Linked DNA regions of Homo sapiens: region 2 is linked to region 1. Evidence: chromatin loops called from intact Hi-C (ENCODE). Cell type or tissue: mammary epithelial cell. All regions are shown on one strand. Each heading gives the region's core, and the rest is flanking DNA. Links, peaks and the distances in the headings are about the cores only.

The links. A loop is a pair of places that touch in the nucleus more often than their neighbours do. Peaks named below come from ENCODE experiments on the same cell type or tissue, not always from the same donor. Only the 100,000 strongest peaks of a DNase experiment are listed, where the experiment ranks them.
Region 2: it touches region 1 in a loop (4-fold over the local background); 8 of 110 quality-filtered maps call a loop at or near these places.

What each region holds. Positions count from the first base shown.
Region 1 is chr2:222,752,090-222,760,425 of GRCh38, reverse strand. The region is part of intron 2 of LOC105373903 (a long non-coding RNA gene); the gene reads right to left. Among named protein-coding and RNA genes, the nearest start is that of MOGAT1, 85 kb to the right of the region's middle. In mammary epithelial cell, for the core only: no CTCF peak of the experiment used is centred there; DNase peaks (open chromatin) are centred at 3,235, 3,755 and 6,685; H3K27ac peaks cover 3,296 bases.
Region 2 is chr2:222,806,708-222,815,043 of GRCh38, reverse strand. No RefSeq gene overlaps it. Among named protein-coding and RNA genes, the nearest start is that of ACSL3, 50 kb to the left of the region's middle. In mammary epithelial cell, for the core only: no CTCF peak of the experiment used is centred there; DNase peaks (open chromatin) are centred at 1,383 and 4,813; H3K27ac peaks cover 1,516 bases.

The DNA of each region.
Region 1 (8,336 bases), core at 149-8,148:
GTAACATTTGCCTTTTATTTATTTGATTTATTTTTTTAAAGACAGAATCATGGCCAGGCTCAGTGGCTCATGCCTGTAATCCCATCATTTTGGGAAGCCAAGATGGGCAAACTGCTTGAGCTCAGGAGCTTAATACCAGCCTGGGCAATATGGCGAATCCCCTTCTCTATTAAAAATACAAAAAATTAGCTGGGCATGGTGACACATGCTTGTAGTCCCAGCTACTTGGGAGGCTGAGCTGGGAGTATCGTGTGAGCCCAGGAAGTCAAGGCTGCTGTAAGCCTAGACTGTGCCATTGCACTCCAGCCTGGGCAACAGAGCAACAACCTGTCTCAAAAAAAAAAAAAAAAAAAAAAAAAAGAGTCTCACTGGTCTCACTGTGTCACCCAGCAAGACTCTTTTTGTAGAGATAGTGAGACTCTATCTTTAAGATTAGCCAATGTTGGCTAATTTATTTTTATTTATTTATTTATTTATTTATTTATTTATTTATTTATTTATTTATTTATTTATTGAGATGGAGTCTGGCTCTGTAGCCCAGGCTGGAGTGCAGTGGCGCGATCTCCGCTCACTGCAAGCTCCGCCTCCCAGGTTTGTGCCATTCCCCTGCCTCAGCCTCCCGAGTAGCTGAGACCACAGGCGCCTGCCACCACACCCGGCTAATTTTTTGTATTTTTAGTAGAGACAGGGTTTCACCGTGTTAGCCAGGATGGTCTCGATCTCCTGACCTCGTGATCTGCCCGCCTCGGCCTCCCAAAGTGCTGGGAGCCACCATGCCCAGCCAATGTCGGCTAATTTTTATTTGTAGAGATAGTCTCGCTATGTTGCCTGGGCTTGTTTGGACTTCTTGGCCTCAAGCTATCCTCCTGCCTCAGCCTTCCAAAGAGCTGGGATTACAGTTATGAGCCACTATACCTGGCAAGCCTTTTAAGAATGTAAGAATATTAACAATTTAGGTTGATTAAATATTTTATTTCAAATAGTAGATATTTTTCATGTAGAATCTACTGATTTTCACTATTGCTATTTGGGATCTTTATGCCCCAGATAATAAATGGGAAAATGCATATAACTGTGGTAGTTGTGAACAAAGTAACTGATATGATTTGGCTGTGTCCCCACCCAAATCTCATCTTGAATTGTAGTTCCCATAATCCCCATGTATCATGGGAGGTACCTGGTGGGAAGTAATTGAATCACAGGGGCGATTACCTCCATGCTCCTGTTCTCACGAGATCTGATGGTTTTATAAGAGGCTTTTCCCCCTTTGCTCAGCACTTCTTCCTGCCATCACGTGGAGAAGGATGTGTTTGCTTCCCCTTCCACCATGATTGTAAGTTTCCTGAGGCCTCCCCAGCCATGAGGAACTGTAAGTCGATTAAACCTCTTTCCTTTATAAATTACCCAGTCTCAGGCAGTTCTTTATAGCAGCCTGAGAACGGACTAATGCAGTTACTGTTAATGCGAGAGTTCATATGTCCTCCTCTTGTTCCTCTGTGGTGTTTCTGCTGTGAATGTTGGAGCCCCTTTAAGACAGAAGCATACTCTGAGTAAAGCATCATTCCCAGGTAAAGCCAAGTCTATTCAGCACAAAGAGCTCAAAGGTCCCCTCTGGGGCTTGGGAGGGCCCTAGCTGTATGTTCTTGGGGTTTTGGGGAGGCGTTTGTTTGTTTGTTTCTTGAGACAGCGTCTCACTCTGTCACCCAGGCTAGAGTGCAATGGTGTGATCTCAGCTCACTGCAACCTCTGCCTCCCAGGTTCAAGCAATTCTCATGCCTCAGCCTCCTAAGTAGCTGGGATTATAGGCACCTGCCACTACACCCAGCTAATTTTTGTATTTTTAGTAGAGACAGGGTTTCGCCATGTTACCCGGGCTGATCTTAAACTCCTGGCCTCAAGCAATCTGCCTGCCTTGGCCTGCCAAAATGCTGGGATTACAGGCGTGAGCCACTGTGCCTGGCCCTTGTTCTTGTTGTTAAAGGGCAAAGCTGCTGCTCTCATGCCCCCTTAACTCCATCCATCCATCTCTTATATAGCCTAATTCTAAAACACATGAATAAAAGAGAACTCACTATGCCTGTTTGCTATCATTTTGATTTCAATCAAAATAGAATTGTTTAGTAACGCAAAAGCAAAGAACAGTGAATTTTTTTTTTTTGTGGGGGGGAGACAGGGTCTTGCTCTGTCACCCAGGCTGGAATGCAATAGTGCAGTCATAGCCCACTGCAGCCTCGACCACTTGGGGTCAAGCGACCCTCCCATTTCAGCCTCCCAAATAGCTGGGACTACAGGCATGTGTCACCATACCTGGCTAATTAAAAAAAAATTTTTTTAGACATGGGATCTCACTATTTTGACCAGTCTCAAACTCCTAAGCTCAAGCAATCCTCCCACCTCAGCTCCCAAAGTGCTAAAGATCACAGGCATAAGCCACTGTGCCTGGTGAATAATGTTAAGCATAAAAAGGAAGAAAGCCAAATTAAAATATATTTGTAGGCCGGCCGGGCGTGGTGGCTCACGCCTGTAATCCCAGCACTTTGGGAGGCCGAGATGGACGGATCACGAGGTCAGGAGATCAAGACCATCCTGGCTAACACGGTGAAACCCCGTCTCTACTAAAAATACAAAAAAATTAGCTGGGTATGGTGGCGGGCACTTGTGGTCCCAGCTACTCGGGAGGCTGAGGCAAGAGAATGGCATGAACCCAGGAGGCGGAGCTTGTAGTGAGCCGAGATGGCGCCGCTGCACTCCAGCCTGGGCGACAGAGTGAGACTCTGCCTCAAAAAAAGAAAAAATACATATATATATATGGGATTAAAATATATATGCCATAGCAATTGCTGAACTGCCACCCTCTAGAATGGCTTCACCAAGGAGCATATCTTATTCTCTAATTCAATTGCGGAAGCAAATTCAACATTCAATAAACATTGACTACAGCTGTCTTCCAGCCGGGCCCTGTGCTATGCATCAGGGATTAAAATGCAAACCAAAAAGCATGCATGAGAAAAATTCATGAATCCCTACACTCATAGATCTCACAGTCCTGCAGGAGACTTTCAGCTTGTAATCAGCACCAAAATCAAGGTGGATGTACAGTCCTATAGAAACGAAGATATGAGAGAAGACATTCCATCTACCTGAGATTAGTCAGGAAAATACGTTGAAAAAGACGCTTAGAGTGAAGGCATGGAGGACTTTCCAGTAGCTTGCTAAGGGATGGAGGTGGGGGCAGACATTCCAAGGAGGAGTAGTCATATGAAGAGAGGCACATCTGCAGGACAGGGTGTGACTTTATGGATGACTATGCCCCAGGACAGTACTGATAGGAAATACTAAAATATGCCAGTGGTTACCCCTTGGCTCTGGGATTAGTGGTGAATCAATTTCAGCTTCATCATTCCCTGTCTTTTCCAAAATTTAAACAAATAGACTTAAGTTATTAAGGAAAATTATTGCAGTTGTTCTTTTGGTTTTGTGTGTGAATGGAGCATTTGGGAATATGGCTAGGAAGTAAAGAGGTCAAGATGCTGAGGGTGAGAAATGATTCTGAAATAGAGACTCTGGTTAGGGCAGCCTCAGAGTTCCCTGAGTTGAGGAGACTGGCCTCTGTCTGAGAACAATGGTTCTTAACGCTGGCTTAGGTGCTTGAAAATACAAATGCCCAGGCCTCACCCAGCCCAATGAACAGAGACTCTGGAGTGGGATTCAGTCCTGGTAATTCCCCCAGGGTAGGCTCTTAAGCAAAGGGCAGGTACGGACAGACATGGACACCCAGGAATGTGTGTGCAATAGTGAGAGATGCTGGAGGCTGAAAGGGGAGGAATGAGGCCAGGAGGGAAAGGGGCAGTGCTCAGAAGAGCAGCAGCCAGTGACATTTTGGGGCTATAAGAGGTAGAAATATGCCAGATGAAGGAGAGGGGAAAGGACATTCCAGGCAGAGAAAACACTGCACAAAGGCATGGAGGTTTACAGGAAGCAGGAAGCAATGTTTTGACCAGAGCAAGGTGCAGAGAGGACAGGAGGAGACGAGTAGGGTGAGGTTGATGACAGTGGGTTTAGTTTATTTTTAAAAAAATCTTTGCAGCTGGGTGTGATGGCTCATGCCTTTAGTCCCAGCTACTCAGAAGGCTAAGGCAGAAGAATTTCACTTGAGCCCAGGAGTTCAAGTCTGCAGTGAGCTATGATCACACCACTGCACTCCAGCCTGGGAGACAGAGTGAGACCTCATCTCAAAAAAAAAAAAAAAAAAAAAAAAAGAAGAAAGAAAGAAAAAAATCTTTGCTATTAAATCCTTAGCTTCTCAAGATAGATTTTCTTTTTTGCCACTCATCAGTTATGTGCATGGCTATTGAGTTATTACTGATTTTCAAATTATTTCATCTTTCAAGTTTCAGTTTTATGGATACTGCAGTTAGTTCTCATTGGCCAATGCTTATAGTCTATAATTTGCTTAATAGAGATAGGCTGTCACTCTGTTGCCCAGGCTGGAGTGCAATGGAGCGATCTTGGCTTACTGCAGCCTGGAACTACTGGCTCAAGTCATCCTCCCGCGTCAGCCTCTCAAGTAGTCAGGACTACAGGTGTGTGCCACCACACCTAGCTGATTTTTAATTTTTTTGTAGAGACAGGGTCTTGCTATGTTGCCCAGGCTGGTCTCAAATTCTTGGCCTCAAGTGATCCTCCCACTTTGGCCTCCCAAAGTGCTGGGATTACAGACTTGAGCCACTGGGTTTTGCCCATAATGTTAGTATTTAAAACAACAGAGTCTATTGGTCTAGAGCAGGGGTTTTCAGCCTCAGTATGGCCGGCTTTTTATGCTGCGTAATTCTTTTATGGTGGGGGACTGTCTTGTGTATTGCAGGATATTGAGCAGCATCACTGGCCTCTACCTACTAGATGCCAGTAACATCTACCCTCCACCCTCTTTCATGCCCATTCCCAGTTGTGATGATCAAAGGTCTCCAGTCAAGTGTCACTTGGGGACAAAATCGTGCCCCATCTTCAACTGAGAACTACTTGTCCAGAGATCTAGAGTCTAAATCTAGACTGATTCTTCTCAAATGTGCGTGCATATGAATTCCCTTGGGGATCTTGTTAAAGCGCATGTTCTGGCTCAGTAGGCCAGGAGCGTGGTCTCAGAAATTTTGTCTGTGTAAAAGGCTTCAAGGTGATGCTGATGCTGCTGCTCTAGGAAGAACACTTTTGAGTAACCAGGCTCTAAACCCCACATATATTCACCCCATTGAATGGGATGGGGGTCATGTTTATTGTAGCTTTCCATTAATACATTTGAGAATTGGCTGTGGCCTCTGAGTATTCCTAGGGTCCCTTTATGCCATTTTATAGAATTCATGAATATGAGGGCCCACAAATACACTGAAGGCCATCATTGTGTAGCCTGCAGCCCTGGTTAATTTATGTATGTAATATTATTCACCTGGAAAGCTTTCTTTAATTGCCACATTGTTAATTCATCCAACTGCAAGAAGAGCAATTATAATTTGATTTTCACTGGCAGCAAATGTTTCCATTTAGTCACATGGCACTTTCTTATTCCAATCACACTCCATTGTCTAATCAAAGTCCATTTTTGGATCATGATAAAATGTTGTCCCTTTAAATAGCCTAGGAGTTTTTCAGCTGAAGTAAATTCAAATTGTCCACCCAGATGAGCCTCACATGATGGAACAGATGTGATTTGGAAGAGTTGAGCTGGAAAATATGTTTCCCAAAATTAAATAATATTTTCTCCAACTTACATAATAGGAAGTATACTTCCCTTGAAATTATACCCTTAGAAGACAACCATCTAGGAGAATGTCACTATTAAAAATCCATTCAACATTCTTTTATTTCACAAATATTTACTGACCACTACAACAGGCCAGGGACAATTGCAGGAGCTGGCAAGAGAACTGTGACCCTGGCCAACAAGATGTGGTCTAATGGGGAAAGCAGACAACACATGGGATGATGTTGGACAGAGATAAGTGCCCAAAAGAAAAACAGTGATGCTCTGATATGGGAGGTGGTATGGGTGGTCAGGGCACCCTCTCTCAAGAAATGTTGCATGGAAGCCGAGATGCTAATGAGAAGGAGATGCCTCTGCAAAGATCTGAAATAAGGACATATCTGAGGAAGGCAAAGTGATGTCATGTATGAATAGTGAACTGAGGCCAGGCGCAGTGGCTCACGCCTGTAATCCCAGTGCTTTGGGAGGCCAAGGCAGGTGGGTCTCCTGAGGTCAGGAGTTCGAGACCAGCCTGGCCAACATGGTGAAACCCTGTATCTATTAAAAATACAAAAATCAGCTGCGCATGGTGGCAGGTGCCTGTAATCTCAGCTACATGGGAGACTGACGCAGGAGAATCGTTTGAACCTGGGAGGTGGAGGTTGCAGTGAGCCGAGACTACGCCATTGCACTCCAGCCTGGGCGACAAAAGCTAAACTCTGTCTCAAATTAAAAAAATAGTGAACTGAGAAAGCAGAGAAAGGAAAGGACAAAATTGAGAGTCAGAAAAGAAAAGGTTTGTCCCCGCTCAGACACTTACTAGCTCTAGGAACTTGAGCAAAATTCTCTCATCTTCTTTAGGTCCCAGTATCTGCAGAAACAAGGGGAGTGACCTAGATCAGTGGTTCTCAAACTTGGCTGCAATTTGGAATCACCTGGGAAACTTTCCAACCACTGATGACTTCACTGGTCTGGAGGACGGTTTTGGGCATGGGGATTTTAACACTCTCCAGGTGATTCTAATGTACTTAGCAGTTTGAGAGCCCTGAACTAATTATCTGTGAAGCTGTGTCCCAACTCTACCACTTAGAGATATCGGCTACCCCTGTAGTGGAGTTCAGTGACCTCAACTGGCCCAGCCTCCCTGGGCCTCTGTATCTGCAGCTGCTGAATGTGGGGAGTTGACCTGGATTTGTCTCTCCACTTTCATTTTATTATTATTCTATGGCATGATTAGATTGTTTGCTTATTTAACAACAGGGCTGAAATCCCATCTTGGGCCAGCTGTCTTTTTCCCAGCTGGAAGAGGTAATGTGATATTCCCTGCAGGGCTTCTTTCTGTCTCTCAGCCTCTCCAAAGCAAATGTACTTTTCCATCTCTTTCAACTGTAGTATAAAAAGAGAGGACTATGGTCACACAGTCATAGGCATTTCCTTTATAAATGAAGGCAAGCAATGAAATAGCTCTTGGCCTGCCACCCAGGTAAACTCAAGACAAATTTAGAAACATCGAACTTGCACTATCCTTTGACAAAACAGAGTGAGAATATGTTTTGTTTTGTTCTTTGACTATTGCGCACCCACTCCTTTCTTACATTCCTTAAGATACAATCCAAAAAGACAGGTAGTGTTTTCAAAGGCCAAAGCTCGCTAAAGAGCTTAACTCTATTAATGACAGAGGGCACTAAATTCCAGCTCAAGCGGATTAGCCTAGTTAAGTCCTCAGCATTAGGGTCTCGTCTAACACCAGGCCTGCTAAGAAGCTGTCAGCCCTCCTTCTCGCAAATCCTCCCTAAACTCCCAATAATAGCAACTTAATCTATGAAGAAAGCAACAAAGGAGAAGCTCTAAGTACAGCCTGTGCCTTAGAGAAGAGCTATCCTTTGGAATAGAATGTGAGCAGCATGGATTATTTTAAACTTTCTAGTCATTCTATCAAACAAGGAAAAAGGAACAGATGAAATGAATTTGAATTCTTGTTTTATTTTGCCTCATAGAACCATAGTATTATCATTTCAACACATAATCGATATACAAACTTTATGAATGAGATATTTTACGTTCTCTTTTTCTTAGCAAGTTTTTGAAATCCTGTGAGCATTTTACAGCATATCTCAATTCGAGCTACATGCATTTCCAGGGCTCAATAGACCACATGTGGCTTGTGGCTACTGTCTCGACAGAACCTCAGAGGATCCTGTTTACTTTTGCAGTACGGCAGCAGGGGGAGAAACAGGGTTGGCTGCAGGGTAGGGAGATGGAGCCCACTAAACATTTCTTTAAACAAATATAAAACATATTATTCTACATAGGAAAACATGTTAACAAATTTATTTCTTTGTTAAAGAGATCTCGTAGTGAGCTGAAATGAGAAAAGGCTGCCTTTGTCCATCTGGGCTGCTGTCATAAAATACCATAAACTGGGTACCTTTTAAATAACAGAAATTTCTTTCTCACGGTTCTGGAGGTTGAGAAGTCCAAGACCAAAGTGGAGCAGATTCAGTGTCTGGTGAGGGCCTACTTTCAGGCTCGGGGTGGCACCTTCTAGCTGTGTCCTCACATGGTGAAACGTTAAGGGAGCCCACTGAGGCCTCTTTTATAA
Region 2 (8,336 bases), core at 276-8,275, 54 kb before region 1:
GTGTGCAACCCAGTGCACACATACACAAATATGTGTATAAGCAAAGGTTTCATAGAACAACGCTTACTTTACCATAGATTCTGGTGTATATATTGTTTAATTGTTTTATTGTGGAGGAAAGGCTCCTCCTACTCCCAGATGGATATGGCCCCCAGTTTGAAAAGTGTGGTACTAAGAAATCTTATTAGAAAGGCACTTGCCCATGCCCTCCAAAATATTCATTTCCTCATAAATGGATTGAGTTCTCATTCCCTGGTTTCTCTCAGTTAGTCCCTAGGTACCTGGAACCCATATTCAGACACCTCTGGTGCATTCTACTATGATCTCCCCATCTCCCTTTCCTCTTGTTGGATAGATACTATGATTTCACTTTTTATGCCTATTAAACTTTAGTTATAATTGGTGGCCAGGCATGGTGGCTCATGCCTGTAATCCCAGAACTTTGGGAGGCCGAATTGGGTGGATCACTTGAGGTCAGGAGTTGGAGACCAGCCTGGCCAAAATGGTGAAACCCCATCTCTACTAAAAATACAAAAAAATTAGCTGGGTGTGGTGGTACACACCTGTAATCCCAGCTATCTGGGAGGCTGAAGCACAAGAATTGCTTGAACCTGGGAGGTGGAGGTGGCAGTGAGCTGAGATCTGACCACTGCACTCCAGCCTGGGCAACAGAGCGAGACTTAGTCTCAGAAAAAGACTTTAGTTATGACTGGTCTTTTATAAATTGTGTGGACTGAATATTTATGTCCCCTCAATATTCATATGTTGAAGCCCTAACCCCCAATATGATGGAATTTGAAAGTGGAGCCTTTGGGAGATGATTTGGTTTAGATAAGGTCATGGGAGTGGGACCCCTCTGATGGGATTAGTGCCTTTATTAGAAGCGGAAGAGATGGGGACTTGTTCTGTCACTACCATGTAAAGACATTGAGAAGGCAGCCATCTGCAAGCCAGAAGGAGAGCTCTCACCAGAACCCAACCATGCTGGCACCCTGATCTCAGACTGGCACCCTGATCTCAGACTTCCAGCCTCAGAACTGTGAGAAATAGATTTCTGTTCTTTAAGCCACTCGGTCTATGGTATTTTGTTCCAGCAGCCCTAGCTGACCAAAACATAAATTTGCAAAGATCATATACTGTAACAGTGTTCATTGATGATATGAGGAAGCTGATCTCTGGCTCCCTCTCCCAATGTCAAGGCAGTGAGCTGGCCTAAGCACTATTAAGCCTGTTCCTTAACATAAGAACAATTTTCCTCTCCCACTCTGTAAGCAACTCTCTGCAACGCTATATGTATGTGCTTCTAGGAAGAGCGGGTAAATGAGATGACACACCCTGCCCACTAGCAATCTGCTACTTTGGCACCTAGGTTTGGGAGGGTGAACAGAATCATTTGTTTGTCTCAGCAACTGCATATATTAGTCATATCCAGAACAGATCATGCAGAAAAGGTCAACGTGGGTATGTTGTCTAATTCTGCAATATAGGGCAGAAGAGATACTCAGATCTGGAGCTGCCTGCCACATGTCAATTTGCATTAAGGGCTGGAGAACTTCGTGGTGAAAAACCTTTTCTCAAGGGAGAGAGAGCCATGCTCAAGAGGCTTGACCCAGGACAAAAGTCTTAGGCCCTGGAGAGGAGGAGAGGAGCGGTCCCTAGAATAGCACCGAGTCTTTCATTCTTATCTATGTCTGGCACCATCTCAATGGAGACTGTCAGTCTTAAAGGGATGGGGAGGAAAGACTGGGGCAAAGAGGGCCTCTAAGTGGAAACCAAAACAAGTATTTCACTAAAACCTTTGTGAGACATAGGGAAAACACAGAGCTAGGCAATTCTGACTTGAAGCCTCCACATCTCAGCTCAAACATTTACTGGCCCTGTAACTTGGGCAAGTTGCTTTAAACGTCCTATGCCTCAGTTTCCACATCTGCCAAAAAGAGCTGATAATTATACCTACTACTTACCCCACTGGGTTGGATGAAAGGAGATAATACAAAACAAGGCATTTAGTGTAGTGCCCGGCAAAGAAAACCCAAAAACATAGTTGGTACCTGTCATGATTAAGCACAGTGCATACTGTCACAGATACAAAGCCAGTGCGACAGAGAAGGACAGGCGCCTTCTCCGCTTTCCAAATGAATACCGATTTGGGGAGCTTTGTCACCTCAAAGGTCCCTGGCTGCAACAGGAAACAAGCAAAGAGAATTCAGAGACGGAGAAGATGGAAGAAGCAGTTTAGATGTCATTAGAATGCAAGATCCCTGAGGGATTTTGTCCAGTTCAAAATTGTTTCTTGGCATTCAGCGCTACACAAAGTGCATCACAGGGACCCAGATAAATAAGTGATAAATAAATGAGTGCTTGGGTGAATGAATTAATGGATGAATGAACGGTCAGAACCAGGTTCAGCTATGAGCACATGCAAAAGCCATTCTGCATAGTTTGGGGGGACACTTTTCAGGCTCTTTGCAGCCCACAATGATTTGAATTAATAAGCAATTCAAACTTTTCTTGAAAAAAATTGTCTTTAGCTTGAGCATTTACTGGGTGGGAGGCACTCTGCTAGGAGCATTGTGAGTGTTTGGTGAATGTTGTACAGGTGCCAGAGCAAGTGAAGTTGACGCTACGTAGGTCCTTCCAGAGCCTGGTAAAATCTGACATTGGTTGAGCATTTCCTATGTGCCGGGTACTATCTAAGCCTTTCATGTAATCCTCCCAATGACCCTCTGAAGGGTCACTGAGCTCTGAGCTCCATTTGCAGATGAGGAAGTCTGACTACAAGTAATATAAAGTAACAGAACGAAGATTACAGCACAGCTGTATTAAAACATCACTGTACTGCTCAGTTTTAAAACCAACCTTCCCCAACTTCTCTTTTCTTTTCCTTCCTTTCTCTCTTTTTCTTCCTTCCTTCCTTTCTTTCTTTCTCTCTCTCTTTTCTTTCTTGCTCTTTCTTTCTTTCTTTCCTTCTTTCTTTCTTTCTCTCTCTCTTTCTTTATTCTTTCCTTCCTTCTCTCTCTCTTTCTTTCTTTATTCTTTCCTTCCTTCTCTCTCTCTTTTCTTTCTTTTTTTTTGAGACAAGCTCTCACTCTGTCACCCAGACTGGAGTGCAGTGGCACTATCAAGGCTCACTGCAGCCTCAACTTCTTGGGCTCAAGCAATCCTCCACCTCAGCCTCCCAAGGAGCTGGGACCACAGGCGCATGCCACCATGCCCGGCTAACTTTATATTTTTTGTAGAGATGGGGTTTCACCATGATACCCAGGCTGGTCTCAAACTCCTGAGCTCAAGCAATCTGCCCACTTCTGCCTCCCAAAGTGCTGGGATTACAGGCATGAGCCACTGTACTCATCCTAGGGCTTCTATTTTTCATCAGCTGCAGGATTGGCCCTCAGGGTTGCTGGAGTGATAGAGAATTGTAAACTCTCAGCGCTAATAGAAAAGTCAGAGATCACCTAATCCTACAACTGGATTTTACTGACTTGGAAACTGAGATCCAAGAGGCACTATGAAGGTCCCAGTGCTGGCTACTGGAACATTCCACATATTCCTCATCTCCTACCAGGAAGTCAGGTTTTGAAATCATTTTGTTATAACAATAACTCAAGTTAGGGTGTATATCTAACTAAAATAATGCTGAAAACGTAATAGTGCAAATGAAATCACAATTCATAAAGGCACTCATTCTTTTTCTTGGGTGGCCTAATCTTTAGCTGTGACTAACGTGTGCACCTATATTTGCTTGTGTATGAACAATAACAGGAATTATAACAACAATGGCATTACATTTTTATACACAGCCTTTCATCTCAGGTGTGTAAGCCAAGTCAGCATCATCAACTCATTAATCGTAAGAACACTTCTTTGAGGTTCCCTCAGTGGGTAATTTTATTACCCTTTTTTATGGGTTGAGAAGCTACAACTAAAGTACAGTGACATTCCCAAAGTTACTCGAGAAATTGACAGAAAATCCAAAACTAAATCTTTCTTTCATGCTTGCAGGCATCTATCCTCCTACTAACTAATATTTGGGATATTCAGGTCATAGAGCATTGTTTATTAGATTAGTACTTATATAGTCTCATAAACTTTTTAGTAAGACAATAAGTTTATTAAGATTAATATTTTAAAAGCCAATTAACTCCTTTTAATATGCATATATAAGGTGCGTTTCTAACATTTCCTTGCATTCTATCCTGAAACTCACTTCATTTTTTAAAATCTTGATTTTTTTCATAGTCTTATTCTTTCTTTAAGACTTTTTTTAAGAGCAGTTTTAGGTTCTCAGCAAAGTTAAGAGAAAGGACAGAGACTTTCCATATGCCCCCTTCACCCACACATGCACGGCCTTCCCATTGTCGATGTCCCCACTAGAGTGGAACGATTAGTAGAATTGCTGAACCTACATTGACACATCATTATCACCAAAGTCCACAGTTTACACTAGGGTTCACTCTTGGTGTTGTATAGTCTGTGAGTTTGGATAAGTATATAATTACACGTATCCATCATTAGAGTATCATGCAAAGGATTTTCAATGTCCTAAAAACGCTCTGTGCTAGGCCTATTCATCTTTGCCTTCCCCCAACCCCTGGAAACCACCGATACTTTTAACTGTCTCCATAATTTTGGCTTTTCCGGAAAGTCAGTACGTAGCCTTTCCTGGTTGTCTTCTTTCACTTAATAATATCCATTGAGGTTTTCTCCATGTCTTTTCATGGCTTGATAGCTCATTTCTTTTTAGTGCTAAACAATAAGCCATTGTCTAGATGTACCACATTTTATCCATTCAAGTCCGTCTCATTTTTAACTGGGTACAGAACGTTGGTTACTAATGATGAATAATTGGGAGTAACTGATGGGATGAACAGACATGTCTGCCTGAAGTTTAAGAACAATTTATTAAAGGGACTTTGGGCTGAGCCACTGGAAGAGGAACTCCCTCCTTGAGCAAGGATCTCCTTTTCCTCCTTCCCTTCCTTCTGTTTTTCCCTCTAGTCATGGAGGAGTTTCTAGGAATTGCTCGCTCTTTCAGTGTGTTTTATTTCAAGAGAAGTGTGGCACGGAAGAAAGAGCCTCAGCTGGGCCAGTCACTTGGGTTCTCTAGGCTCCGGTGTCTCTAACTGTAAGATGACAAGGCTGGAGAGATGATTTCTGGGGTCCCTCTGAGCTCAGCTAACCCAAGATTCTACCTTCTTTGATTTCATCTTTGACATCTGCTTCTGTCTAATGGCTTAAAAGGAAGGCTTACTTTATACATGTCAGCAAAAATAGTTTGCCTGTATATTTATTTGAATGTCCCACAAAACCAAATCCTTGTTTCATGGTCCAGAGTTTATATCATTTTGTTTTCACTTATTTTTCCTTCTTGCTCATGAAATTCCAACAGCCTGAGAATCTGGCAGTCTTCAAGACTCTTCTCAAATGCCTTAAAATGTACCTGGGGGGTACTAAATATTTTCCAAAGCCTATGAATTGACAGAGAAGTCAAAATAGACTGGTTTCCACCAGGGTTACCATCATCAATTTTGCCACGTTCCACACTCAGTTTCCTTCTAAGGATATTCTTACAAATGCCACTACCGAATGTTCATCTTTAGGATCAGGATTAACTGCCTTACTCATATAAGAACTTTTTAGTGATTCTCTCATAGCAGTACAATAACAGATCTTTTTTCCCCACAAAAGAATATATAAAGCATTATCCTCGTAATTAATCTGTGATAAAAATCACGAAGGTCCAACCAAAATCTCATGCATTTGGATAGTTTTAGGAGCAGTCCTTATCTGGATTGTTCTAAATAATGAATCTGGGTGGCAAAAATATTCCATCCACACTGTCAGTTACCCCCAGATCTGCCTGTCACCCCCTTTTTAAAGTAGACTTTATTTTTTTTTTCCAGCCTTGGCATCTTTCTTGCATAAATAAACTTTATTTTTTAGAACAGGTTCAGTTTCACAGCAATTTCAAGTGGAAATTTCAGAAAGTTGCCATATTGCCTGCCCTTTTTTAGTGGCTTAAGCTGGTTTGATTGAATTTCTTTCACTTACAAGCAAAAAAATTCTCATAATACAGAAATTTAAATGACTTGATGATATATATATTACTGGATCTGTGAGTATATTTATCAAGATGATAATACATATTTCATATGTTCATAAGCACTTCCAGTTGGTAAACTTGTTTAAAATTAAAATTTCAAGGCTGGGCATGGTGGCTCATGCCTGTAATTCCAGCGCTTTGGGAGGCTGAGGCAGGTGGATCACCTGAGGTCAGGAGTTCGAGACCAGCCTGGCCAACTTGGTGAAACCCCATCTCTACTAAAAATACAGAAATTGGCCTGGTGTGGTGGCACATGCCTATGGTCCCAGATACACGGGAGGCTGAGGCAGGAGAATCGCTTGAGCCCAGAAGGTGGAGGTTGCAGTGAGCTGAGATCGCGCCACTGCACTCCAGCCTGGGTGATAGAGTGAGACTCTGTATCAAAAAAATAAATAAACTAATTAGTTAAATTAAATTTTTACCCACACCATTTGTGTTAGCTATTAGTTAAGCATGATTCCCTTCAGCTTGTCATCTGCCAACCTCTTTCCTTGGGATCTCTGTTGTTTTTTGTTTGTCTGTTTGAGATGGAGTCTTGCTTTGTCGCCCAGGCTGGGGTGCAGTGGCACCATCTCAGCTCACTGCAACTTCTGCCTCCTGGGTTCATGCAATTCTCCCACCTCAGCCTTCTGAGTAGCTGGGATTATAGGCATGCATCACCAAGCCCGGCTAATTTTTTGTATTTTAGTAGAGACGAGGTTACACCGTGTTGCCCAGGCTAGTCTTGAACTCCCGAGCTCAGGTGATGCACCTGCCTCGGCCTCCCAAAGTGTTGGGATTACAGGTGTGAGCCACCACACTGGCCAGGGATCTCTGTTTTAATGAGCTTTCAGACACCAGACTCTCTGCCTCCCCTGACTTCAAACTGTACCCCTGGCCATTCTCAACCCCTGCTGGTTTCTGCTCCCTCCCGAAGTGGGCTAGCATTTCTAGGTTCCTTTGAAGCAATGTTTTGAAGGATTATTGTGAAACGACAGACTTTTCTATAAAAATTTATGTGGGACACAGTTAATGTTTTAAGTCAAGCTTACACAGCATGTTATTTGTGTAAACAGAATTAACGTTACAACAATGCTTCAGAAAGCATTAATTACTTTATATTTCTTCTTATTAAAAAAAATCATGGCTGGATGCGGTGGCTCGTGTCTGTAATTTCAACACTTTGGGAGACCGAGACAGAAGGATCACTTGAGGCCAGGAGTTTGAGATCAGCCTGGGCAGCATGGTGAAAACCCCATCTCTACAAAAAATGAAACATTTTAGCTGGGCATGGTGGCAGCACCTGTAGTCCCAGCTATTCAGGAGGCTGAGGTTGGAGGATCACTTGAGCCCGAGGTCAAGGCTGCAGTGAGCCATGATCATGCCACTGCACTTCCACCTGGGTGACAGAGCAAGGCCCTGTTTCAAAAAAAAAAAAAAAAAAAAAGAAAAATATCAAGAACAGACAAAAGTCATAACCATGTTGACCATTCCTTATTAATTCTTCAAGGTGGTTCTTTCTTCTGGCATATCTAAAAGTGGTTTTAAATATTTACACAGTGATCTTTTTGCTGACTTTTGCAAGGGGCCTAATTGTCTAGGAATTGATAAGATATATTAGCCAGGTTTGTGTTTTATGTGTAAGCCAGAGAGGAGAGCTGAAGGAGGCTTCACTCTTTAATCTATTTTAGGATCACATTACCTAGCATGGCGTACCAACTATCTCTATCATAAAACATCCCAGCTGTTGAATTACCGTCAGCCACACCATAGGACAGTTTAGATTAGAAAATGAAAAAGAATTGTGTGTCCAGTCGAAATGACAGGGAGGAATCTGATGGCAAGTAAATGCCTGTTTATGGAAGGCAGTGCGCTTTCCAATCAGACAAACCTCCTCTGTCCAAAAGTGCTGAGACAAATGTGTGCTTCTAAACAGTGGGTCGATTTTGTTCCTGGATCCAGCATACAAATGTTACATTTTAAAAACTGCATTACTAGATCTAGGGGAAACTTAGTGCAGGCTTCTCCTTTTAGGAGAGCTGGGCCATACACTGTCCTAGACTCCCACTCCCTGCCCCTTTATATTCTATTACGTGCTGAGAGAAAATAACTTCGCCCTCCTTCCCTTTGTTTTTCTTTCAGAGCAAATGAAGTCAAGGGCAGTTCTGGGGGGCTGGGTGGGGACAGGTGGAGTCTGTGCAGTGCAGGAGACTTTCTTTAATGTTACAAAAGTAGCCCTGAGCTAAATGGCTCT